Regions from separate parts of the Homo sapiens genome. Here region 1 is linked to region 2. A link is a contact called in ENCODE Hi-C data. All regions are on one chromosome and are shown on one strand. The core of a region is the stretch at or near the end of the contact, and the rest is flanking DNA. Distances in the headings are between cores, read along the strand shown. Region 1 overlaps ZBTB38 (zinc finger and BTB domain containing 38). Region 2 overlaps BFSP2 (beaded filament structural protein 2).

Evidence for each region. Hi-C counts contacts between places; a loop is a spot of excess contacts on that map. Pooled maps may share reads with other maps.
Region 1: a map with no recorded cell type shows a loop between it and region 2 (12-fold over the local background). The contact joins two enhancer-like sites. A Hi-C loop is called at or near these places in 2 of 37 single-sample maps with no recorded cell type and 2 of 50 pooled maps.

Annotation. Positions count from the first base shown.
Region 1 is chr3:141,376,147-141,381,208 of GRCh38, reverse strand. The region is part of intron 2 of ZBTB38 (zinc finger and BTB domain containing 38); the gene reads right to left. Among named protein-coding and RNA genes, the nearest start is that of ZBTB38, 10 kb to the right of the region's middle. RefSeq lists a silencer at 1,342-1,391 and enhancers at 1,522-1,611, 1,642-1,791. Within about 2 kb of position 1,813, at least 6 of the 41 ENCODE cell types and tissues checked have a DNase peak (open chromatin) inside an H3K27ac peak, as active enhancers do.
Region 2 is chr3:133,472,913-133,477,932 of GRCh38, reverse strand. It overlaps BFSP2 (beaded filament structural protein 2), which reads right to left. Exons shown (of 7, transcript NM_003571.4): 7 at 2,725-2,964. The coding sequence ends at 2,961. The region is part of intron 1 of BFSP2-AS1 (BFSP2 antisense RNA 1); the gene reads left to right. Among named protein-coding and RNA genes, the nearest start is that of BFSP2-AS1, 16 kb to the left of the region's middle. RefSeq lists enhancers at 433-552, 2,400-2,469, 4,053-4,712. Within about 2 kb of position 3,557, at least 12 of the 41 ENCODE cell types and tissues checked have a DNase peak (open chromatin) inside an H3K27ac peak, as active enhancers do.

The sequences.
Region 1 (5,062 bases), core at 564-3,063, 7.9 Mb before region 2:
TGCATCAGTGCATTTGAAACATGGCATGAGTAATGACCTTGAGTGCCCATTCCTACTACCCAATCACATGCTCATTTTCTGCCATGACTGCTTGTCACGCACCAGATGGAGAGCAAGTGAAACAACAGGGCCTTCTAGATTCTGAATTGGCAAAACACATTCAGCAAGGAAGTAGAGTTTCATCTTTTTGGAGAGACTGGCAACTAGGCTGAAAAGGGAAGGTGGGGATATAAATGAAGGTAAAAAAGTAAGAATTCTTACAGATCCATAAAAATCCACCTCATGTGAGAGCATAATCTTCTCTTTATATCTTTCTTCACACCCTGGGCAACAAATATTTCAAGACTTAAACCTGGGAATAAATTTACTTGCTTTCTCTTCTCTCAGATACATGACATTGCAGCTCAGAAAGGGCCACAACAATGCACCTCTTCTCAGTCAGAGAAGCTTAACAAACCTCAGTGAGTCTTTAACTCCTTTCGACTAAAGAAAAAAACACAATGCATTTTGGTTGTATTGAATTATCTACCTAAGCCCACGTCTCTGGCTTGCTTCCTGCAAGATCTTTGTATCTTCCAGGGCACTAGAGCATTTCCTAACACCATGGAGAGGCTCACTGAGGATGTTTTGGACTCACCAACATCAAACTCCGGAGTCCTTTCTCTACCACTACCAGTGGGATCCTCAGCTTTGTATCATGAAGCCACTTCCTAAAGTTAAAGTACTTGCTTCAGGAGTTAAGGAATGGGCTTGGGGGCTGAAAATCTCTATGAAAATCTTTCAAGCACTTAATCACTTGTTTACCAAGGGGAGCCACAAGTTGTCTGGCAAGCAGACCACAGTGCTTTGTGTAAACCTGTCTCTCCTAGAACAGGGAAAGAGGAGACAGAAATAAGAGTGGCCTGACAACACTGCCACAGCCCCCAAAGAATACCTCAACATTTCCTCAGGCCCTCAGTGGCAGAGCGTGTTTCACAGAATTAAAGGACAAGGAAGACGCTTTAGAAAATGCCATCTAAACCATTTCTTTGAGGGAGAAGAAAATTAGGTTCAAAGAGAGTAAGTGTCATATTTACATAAATGCCTCATCAATGAGCATAGAAGCCATATTCCTTAATTTCTAGCATTCTGCTCTTTGTAATTCAACACACTGACTCAATTAAAAAAAATTCTAAGCTGTCAGATACTTAAAAATAGTTATAGGTTAATTGAATTAATGACTAAATGACAGAATGGAGGGTTTATAATATGTTTTCCAATTCCTCTCAGATGAAAATATCATACTACATTTGTTTAACTAAAAACAAAACTCAACTAAATATAATTTTAAGCAAAATAGTCAATGTTGGCCAAAATATCACCTGAAACTTCTCAATGTCACTTGAGACTTGTCAGAGAACCAGACTTGATTGCTATATTAAGTCAATTGACTAAGTTTAGCCTGCTGAAGTAGCCTTTATCCTCTTTGGTTTGCAAAGAAAAATCTCATGATTTAGCATGAACGGCTAAAAATAAGCTGCAGGTTTCATTTTCCGTTGTTCAGTATGGTTTTGAAACTAAAAGGTGCAAAACTACGAGATTCACCAACGACTACGGAAAGTCAGCGATTAAAATTGTCACCTTTCTAGCACACGATCCTGGTTGCCAACTCACAGCCAGGCCCGAGAAATGAGCACCGCTGTCCCTCTCATCATGGTCTCTTGAGTTGAGTCCCTCTAATAACTAAGGCACAGTTGGAAGCTGGAGGCTGAGGCCAGTCCTGGGGTAGCAGTGGATTGTGAGTGTATTGTCACATCCGGACAGGATGCCGCATAGACTTCAGCCCATATGCTCAGCCTCCATCTTAGGTGATGCTGGGGACTCCTCTGCAGAACCTGGGAGTAAATACAGCTCGAGTTTCATTAAGATAGGGCTCCCAAGGTGGTGAGTGCAGCAAGTCCCTCTTGACCTAAATGCCCATGGCCTTGTGCAATTCCATACTGCCAACCCAGGCAGCTCACAATAAATTTAATTTCAAAACTGTCTTTCCAGGGCCAAGTCTGGCAAAAAGGTATTTGACAGGGACGTAAATGCTTCAAAGAGAAGGCAGCCATCTCACTCTGTAGCATTCAGCTGTGGCACAAGGCCCAGAGACAGCAGCGCTGTTAAAAGAAAGCCCTCAGCTGAATGAGATTGAAAGGGGGCAAAGAAGGGTTAATCTCCTTCCATTAAAGGAGGGCCCATTTGGTGAAGGTGAAGAGTGTAATCTGTATGAAGAGCAGAGCAAAGAGCCATTCCAGAAAAGAAATTACTGCACAGGGGCGAGAAGGATGATTTGTCCTTGATTTTCACCATGAGACCATTTCTTAGATCTGAATCTACCTAGCTTTGAAGTTATGGTCTCAGGGAGGGGTAAATGGGGCACATTCACATTCATTGCTGGCATACTTGAGCTTTGATTCCATCCGAGATGGGCTGTCAGTCTCTGAGAAGCAGAGGGTGCGGCCAAAGCCAGCAGGACATTGTAGACTTCAAACCACAAGTTAGAAGGCGGCAAAATAAATAGTAGGAGTTGCTCATAAAGGGGAAGCCAGGGGATAAATCCCCCTCCTCAAGGTGGGAGAACCCTGTTTTAAACATAGTTTTAACAACTTTTAAAAAGTTTTAATACCTTTTTTGTGAAATAGCATAAGACGTACAAGAAGTTATACAGTGTCTACTTTCTCCACCTTCCCCCAGTGTTGTCTTACATCGCTGTAGTACTTGGGCTAAACCAAGAAACAGATGCTGGTATAGTTCAAATAAACGCAGATACAGTCTTATGTGATTTTACCAGTTTTTACATGCACTCTGTGTGTGTGTGTGTGTACCTGTATGTCTACAGTTCTATGCAACGTATCACATGTGCAGGCTGGAGTGATGACCATCACCATCAGAATAGAGAATAGTCACCACCACAGTTCCCTGTGCTCCTCCTCTGATAATCACACCCATCCTGACAACCACTGATCTGTTCTCTATCACTGTAATTTTTTTTTTTTTTTGCTTGTTGAGACAGGGTCTCGCTCTGTCACCCAGGCTGGGGGTGCAATGGCAAAATCATGGCTTACTGCAGCCTCAAACTCCTGGGCTCAAGCAGTCTTCCCATCTCAGCCTCTCAAGTAGCTGAGACCACAGGTGCACGCCCACATATCCCGCTAGTTTTGTAAATTTTTGTAGAGATGCGGGTCTCCCTGTGTTACCCTGGCTGGTCTCGAACTCCTGGGCACTCCTGCCTCAGCCTCCCAAAGTGCTGGGATTACAAGCATGAGCCACCGTGCATGGCCTATCACTGTGATTTTGTCAGTCCAAGAACGTTCTCTAAATGGAATCATGTAGCATATAACTCTTTGAGATTGGCTTTCAGCATAATGCCCTTGTGATCCATTTGAATTGTATGTAAAGAGCACATGCCTTTTTATTGCTGAATAGTATTTCAAGGTGTGGATGTACCAGTGTGTTACCCACTAACTTGCTGAAAAACATTTGGCTATTTTCCAGTTTTTAGGTATTACAAATAAAGCTGCTATAAATGTTCATGTAAAGTTTATTGCGTGAACATAAGTTTTCATTTCTCTTGTGTAAATACCCATGAGTAGGATTGCTGGATCACGTGGTAAGTATATGTTTAACTTTTATAAGAAACTGCCAAACAGTTTCCTAGAGTGGCTGTACCATTTTACATTCCTACAGGCAATGTAGGAGAGATCCAGTGTCCCCACATGTTTGCCAGCATTTGGTAACCTCAGTATTTTTTATTTAAGCCATCTACTAGATGTGTCGGGCTCCTTTTGATGGGCCACAGTCAAGAAGGCAGTTAAGCTCTGTGGCCTTCTGAGCTTAGCTGGGGTGACCTCAGATGTCTCTCATTGCTCCAGTTTTCCTGGTAGCTGTCTACACAGCAGTTTGGGCTGTCTGGCACTTAGGCGATGGAAAATGGGATGGTCTTTCTGGATGGGGGGGCTGAGTCTTTGGGTTTGCCCAGTTGCTCCTGACTGCAGTGGTGGGACATTGCTATCTGGGGATGCTGGGCCTCTTTGAGGCAGTGCCTCTTGGCCCAGCAGGAAGACTTGATACCAGTGGTACATGCTCCCATGGGGTAGGGCAGGTGAAATGACAGCTGTGGGGCAGGAACAGAGTTTGCCTGGGCCAGGGTCTTCCTGTAGCTTTGGCCAGAGGCTGTGTGAATACTTTTAATTTCTCAGGTTAGATCGTTATCAGCATAGTGTGAGAGGAAGTGGGACATGGAATCAATGTAGAGAGGCAAGGGTGGGACCACCAGTAGCACTTGTCAAATCTTGGGACCCACTGAACAATCTTTGCCCTTGAACTTTGTACTCTGTGACCACCCAAGACTCTCCAGCAGCATGTGGACACCTTGTCTGGATGCCATGGAACTCCTATTTTTGTCTCCTGTGGGTGAGATTTGGAAGCACTGCTGTCACCACCACATGGGCTTTCCTGGCCCAGGGGTCCAGGTCTCGTGAGCAATTAGAATGTCATCTGAGTATCAGAGGTGCTTCACTCAAGAAAGTTGTGCAGGACAACAAGGTGATGGGTTTTACATAAGGCAAACATTATAGTGAAGACTTGAACCGGCCCAGGCATTCTTGGAAAGTCACCCTCCATCTGATTCAAGGTACCTCTGGTTCAAGGGAGGTTGTAGACTTTTCCAGAACTCTTACTCATCATGACCCTGGAGCCATGAGTTTGGACTAGGAGGCCAAGAATCAGGAGAGTAGTGATCCTGAACAGGGATAACCTTGAGATAATGGAGACTTGCATGGGGCAGTGAAGCTTGGGGATCATCAACAAAATTCCCTGGTGGCTAAGCCCTGGGAGGATCCTGTGGAGGAGCTCCTTTGGGTTCTGGCTCTTGTGTGTCACCAGGTGCCTTTGCAGGGGATCAGCATAGATGTAGGCATGGAGGAAACTAAAGTTGATTTCAAGAACCTGAACGTGAACTGGGGCGGGTAGGGAGCTGAGCAGTCTGTCCAGGCAGAACTTGAAAGTCAAGTGATGCCTTGGTGGGCTCTGGAAATTG
Region 2 (5,020 bases), core at 2,308-4,807:
ATCCCAGATAAGATTCTAGATTTGTCTCCAAAGAAACAACCCATCCTTTTCTCAAAACAAGCAAGACAATGTAAGGGTTTATAAAATAATATCTATGGGGTGTGTGGAGACAATCAGAGACAGGCATGGTGCTTGATGGTTCTTGCTAAATCAACTTGCTGAAAACCAAGTGAGGTCAGACTCAGATGTCTATTTTTATACCTTTGATGACAAAATGAATCTATGAAGGGGTTGTGAAAACTGTAATGTGCTGCTCTGTCTGCTTTGCTTTTCTTATCCTTTGCATTGTTGATCCTTCAGTGAGCACACCTGCACTCACCAAGGCTGTAAACCCATGAGGGCAGAAACTGGGCCTTCTTTTTATTGGTATCCCCAAAGTGCATCAAAATGTCTGGGCACCAGTACATGCTAAGAAGTGTTACAGATGATCATGAAGGTAAGATTTAAGGATCTTGATATAAAAGAATGTTGAATCTGAAAGCCATGGATGCTCTAGCAATCCCATTGGGAGTTCACACAGCCCTTCAGAAGCTAGGCCAGAGGCCAGTGGAGTTGCCTGGTGTGGAAATAGAGCTCGGTTGTGTTTCAGGAGGTGTCCATTGGGAGCCCTGCTCTGGTCTGCTCCAGAACAAATGCTCTGTCCTTGACACCAATACAAGCAGCAGCCTCCCCTGCCACCTGTCAGTGAACCACTGCCAAAGCGTAATTGTACTGGGATGTTGTGAGAGGAAGCCTGATTTAAACGAGGCCCTGGCAGAGTTGGGGGGCCAGCAGTGCCTTCTCATACCTGTTAATGAAGCCTCATTAGAAACAGCAAGAGCCTGTGCTGGGAACTGGAAGCACCAGTCTGCCACGGCTCTCCCTGCCAAAGGGTGATTAACTGAATGATTTACGGCAGCTGCTCTTTGAGATGATGGTGCGGAGGAGACCAAGTGTGTGCAGCCCTGCACAGCATGCTGTCTGGTGGAAACTCAGGAGGATGCGCAGATACATTCTCCCGTCTTTCCAGTGGCTGAAACGACTTCCAGGTTCTAAAAACTGCATGGCCATTCGGTCATAGAAGTACCTCCTTTTGATGGCTGACCTTTTGGGGACTGTCACCTTTGAAGCCTCCAGCTACATTTAGGTTAGGAATTTAGGTCTTGCCTGAGGGACCAAAAATTAATAGTAACAAGAAAGACAGAAAAGAAACAGACGTCAGTGTCTTGTGCATCCAACATAGCAAGGCCAGCCACCCACTTTGTTTTCTGGCAAGACTCTTGTACCCAGGCGGTTCAATTATGGGCAGCCCCATAGTGTGCAGCTATGGAGATGGATACTTTGCTAAAATGTAGTTTTAGGGTGTCTTGCCTATTTCCATGTCTCAAACAACAAACTGACCTATGTCAAGGGGCTATGCACATTGTAAATAGTGGTTCTGCTCATGTGATCTTTAATACAATTCCTTTGCTCTTGCAGGCCAAAAAGGAAAACCAGTTGTAGCAATTCCAACCAGGATACCATATATCTTGCCTTTTATTTATTTATTTTTTTTGTGTGATAGTCTTGCTCTGTTGCCCAGGCTGGAGTGCAGTGGCACAATCTCGGCTCACTGCAACCTCCGCCTCCTGGGTTCAAACGATTCTTCTGCCTCAGCCCCCTGAGTAGCTGGGACTACAGGCGCCCGCCACCAAGCCTGGCTAACGTCTGTATTTTTAGTAGAGACGGGGTTTCACCATATTCGCCAGGCTGGTCTCGAACTCCTGACCTTGTGATCTGCCCACCTTGGCCTCCCAAAGTGCTGGGATTACAGGCATGAGCCACCGCGCCTGGCCACCTTGCTTCTCTTATAAGCAATCCTTAAGGATAAATAAATGTTCTTTTCTTTGTGTGGGCCTTGGTTATTTGGACCCTCGGGTATGGGGGTTTTCAAATGTACCAGTGTTGGATACATCCCCCTGTCTGGATTAGCAGCTCACAAACACAAAGACTCAGCTTGGATATTTTGGTCTGTAATTCTGTGTGATAGGTAGACCAACAGAAGTTTGAGGGAGGAATGACAAAATTAAAGTTGGGCTTTTTTTTTTTTTTTTTTTCCTTTCAGTTTTAGAGACACTGAGAACCTGTGGTAGGACACAGGTGGTGGTTTCAATTTTAATCAGAAGGCAAGAGAGTCTTGCCTGGGTAGGTGGCAGATGCATGAACTATATTTGGCTGGCTTAGGCCCTGAGAGAACTGGAGAAAGGACCCTGGAAGAAAATTCTGAGGCTGTAAGTGGGGTGAGCAACCACAGTGTAATTAATCCCCCACTTAGATTGAATGGGTTTAGATTGGGCTTAGATTGAAGTTCCCTTTTAACTGATTGAGAGATGCTCTGCCAATAGCAAGTGAAATGTGTGTGTCTGCACATGAATATGCATGCAGAGTATATTAAAGAGGTCTGAATACTCCACGATGCCTGTAATTATGAAACATGTGATAAAGCACCACACTAATCCCCTCTCGAGCAAGAGTGTTGTTTTTTGTCCCAGACTGCGTCAATCCTGCATGCCATGAGCACTGCTTTTGCCTCCGCAGCACTTTTATGTTGACAAACCCAAGAGCAGGTGACCCTAGGGAGGCAGATGGCGTCACACTCAAGGGAATCCTTCCAGAAGCCTTCAAGCATAGCTCTGTGAGCAAAGGCCAGACAGACAAAGTGATATCCATCTCGACCCTATAGTGAGTTGAACAAGGTGGGCAAACTGGACGCTGCGCACAAAGCATTTATTTGAAGGAGGACAAGGGAGATTGCTCAAGCTACAGACTACTCAGATTAAAGCAGAAGGATCCTCTCCACTTCCAGGAAGCTTTTCAGCTCAAGCTGAATTAACCAGGGAATCCAGCAGGGACTGGAGCTCAGGAGAAAGCTCCTCAAGCAACTTCTTGGGTCAGCTGTTGAGGAAGGGTGTTTTCTTCATGAAAAAGAGGAAGTTTCTCCATCAGCTGAAAGGAAACACATAGGAGTCAGAAGCAATGGGTGAGGAAAATCGGTCATTCTATCACAATAGGATTACGAGAAAGGGGGCCATCTCATGAAAGAATCTGGCCTTTGGAACAAGATAGTTTTGGGTTTTAAATAATTACTCCATGGTTATTTGCTGTGAGACCTTGGGCCATGACTTAAGCTCTCTGAGGCTTTGTTTCCTGTCTCTAAAACACGGATCATGAGGTTGTCTTGGCAGGGTTTGGAGGATAAACAAAAATAATCAAGAGTCAGGTCTGCCTTGGCACTCACTAAATGAACGTAGCACATAGATTCTTAAGAAGTAACTCGGCCTAACTCACTGCTCTTGCTGTTTGTTTAAATTGACTTTGTGTGTTTATACAGATGCTCATAGGCATCTGAAAAAAAAATACTTTGTTAGGAACATCTGGCTTTTATAATCAACAAAAATCAATTCAATAAAAGACAGTTGGAGAGGAGCTGGATGACATATTTTCCATTTGAAAGCAGGGCGTGGTTAGGTCGCTTCCTTGAGGCTCTCCCGCCTTCTGAATAAAGAGAGGTTACACAGTTGGAGAGAGCAGGAGACCTGGGCTCCCATCCCAGTGCTGTCTCCGCCTCCTGTGTGATCATGCGCAAATCTTTTTCCATTCTGGGTCTTTGTGTTCTCTCTTGAATCAGGAGGGGTTGGATGATACAATCACTAAGCTGTCTCTATTCCTTATTCAACATATGTCAGACAAGGAGTCTTGGAGGGAAATAAGAAGGCATAGAACTATGATACAAAATAAGGGCCTGGGTTTCTGGAAAGAGTTGGCAAGGAAGCTAAGGCCCAAGGCTGATGTATATGCCTCTGGAATCCTTATCTATTAAAAAAAGAGTGAGTGCAAGTGTGTGTGTGTAATTATGGCAGACTAACTCAACTCCTAGTCCCAACCCCTTGCCTGCCTCCACTATGGAGTCTGGAAAAGCTAAAGAGTTGCTTTCTTAGCCTCCCTTGCAGATGGGTATGGCCAGTATAAGCAGGTTCTGGCCAATGAGATATAAGGGACAGTCCACTGCAAGCCTCAAAATGTCTTTCCTTCACTGATTAAAGGAGAGGATCATTCAAGAAAAAGCCTTTTGACTTTTCATTTTGTTCTGTACTAAGAAAAATTCTTCTGCCTTGGGATCCTGTTGACCTGTGACCTTACCCCCAACCCTGTGCTCTCTGAAACATGTGCTGTGTCCACTCAGGGTTAAATGGATTAAGGGCGGTGCAAGATGTGCTTTGTTAAACAGATGCTTGAAGGCAGCATGCTCGTTAAGAGTCATCACCACTCCCTAATCTCAAGTACCCAGGGACACAAACACTGCGGAAGGCCGCAGGGTCCTCTGCCTAGGAAAACCAGAGACCTTTGTTCACTTGTTTATCTGCTGACCTTCCCTCCACTATTGTCCTATGACCCTGCCAAATCCCCCTCTGCGAGAAACACCCAAGAATGATCAATAAAAAAAAAGAAAAAGCCTTTTTTTTTTTTTTTTTTTTTGCTGCTGCCTCTTCTCTCCCACTTCCGGCCAGGAATGAGGATGTGATGTTTGGATCTGTGGCTGGCATATGGTAACCATGGGGTGACAAAGATAAAGACAAAAAGCCAATGTTGTCATGGTATGTTAGAAAGATGAAAAGAGCTTGAGTCCTTAATGAAATCTTTGAGCAGCCTAGATCACCTGTTTCTGGGACTCTTAAATAAATGATTTACACATCTTTGCTACTCAGAGTGTAGTCTGTGGAGCAGCAGTATAGTCATCACTTGGGAGCTTGTTAGAAAGGAAGACTCTCAGACCCCACCCCAGACGTACTGAAGCAGAATCTGCATTTAAAAAAGATGCCCAGCTGGGGTGTCACGGCTCACACCTGTAACCCCAGCTATTCTGGAGGCTTAGGTGAGAGGATCACTTGAGCCCAGGGGTTTGAGTCGAGACCAGCCTGGGCAACATACCGAGACGAGACCCTGTATCCAAAAAAAAAAAAAAGATGCGCAGGGTTTTGAGTGCACATTAGTTTCAGGAGCA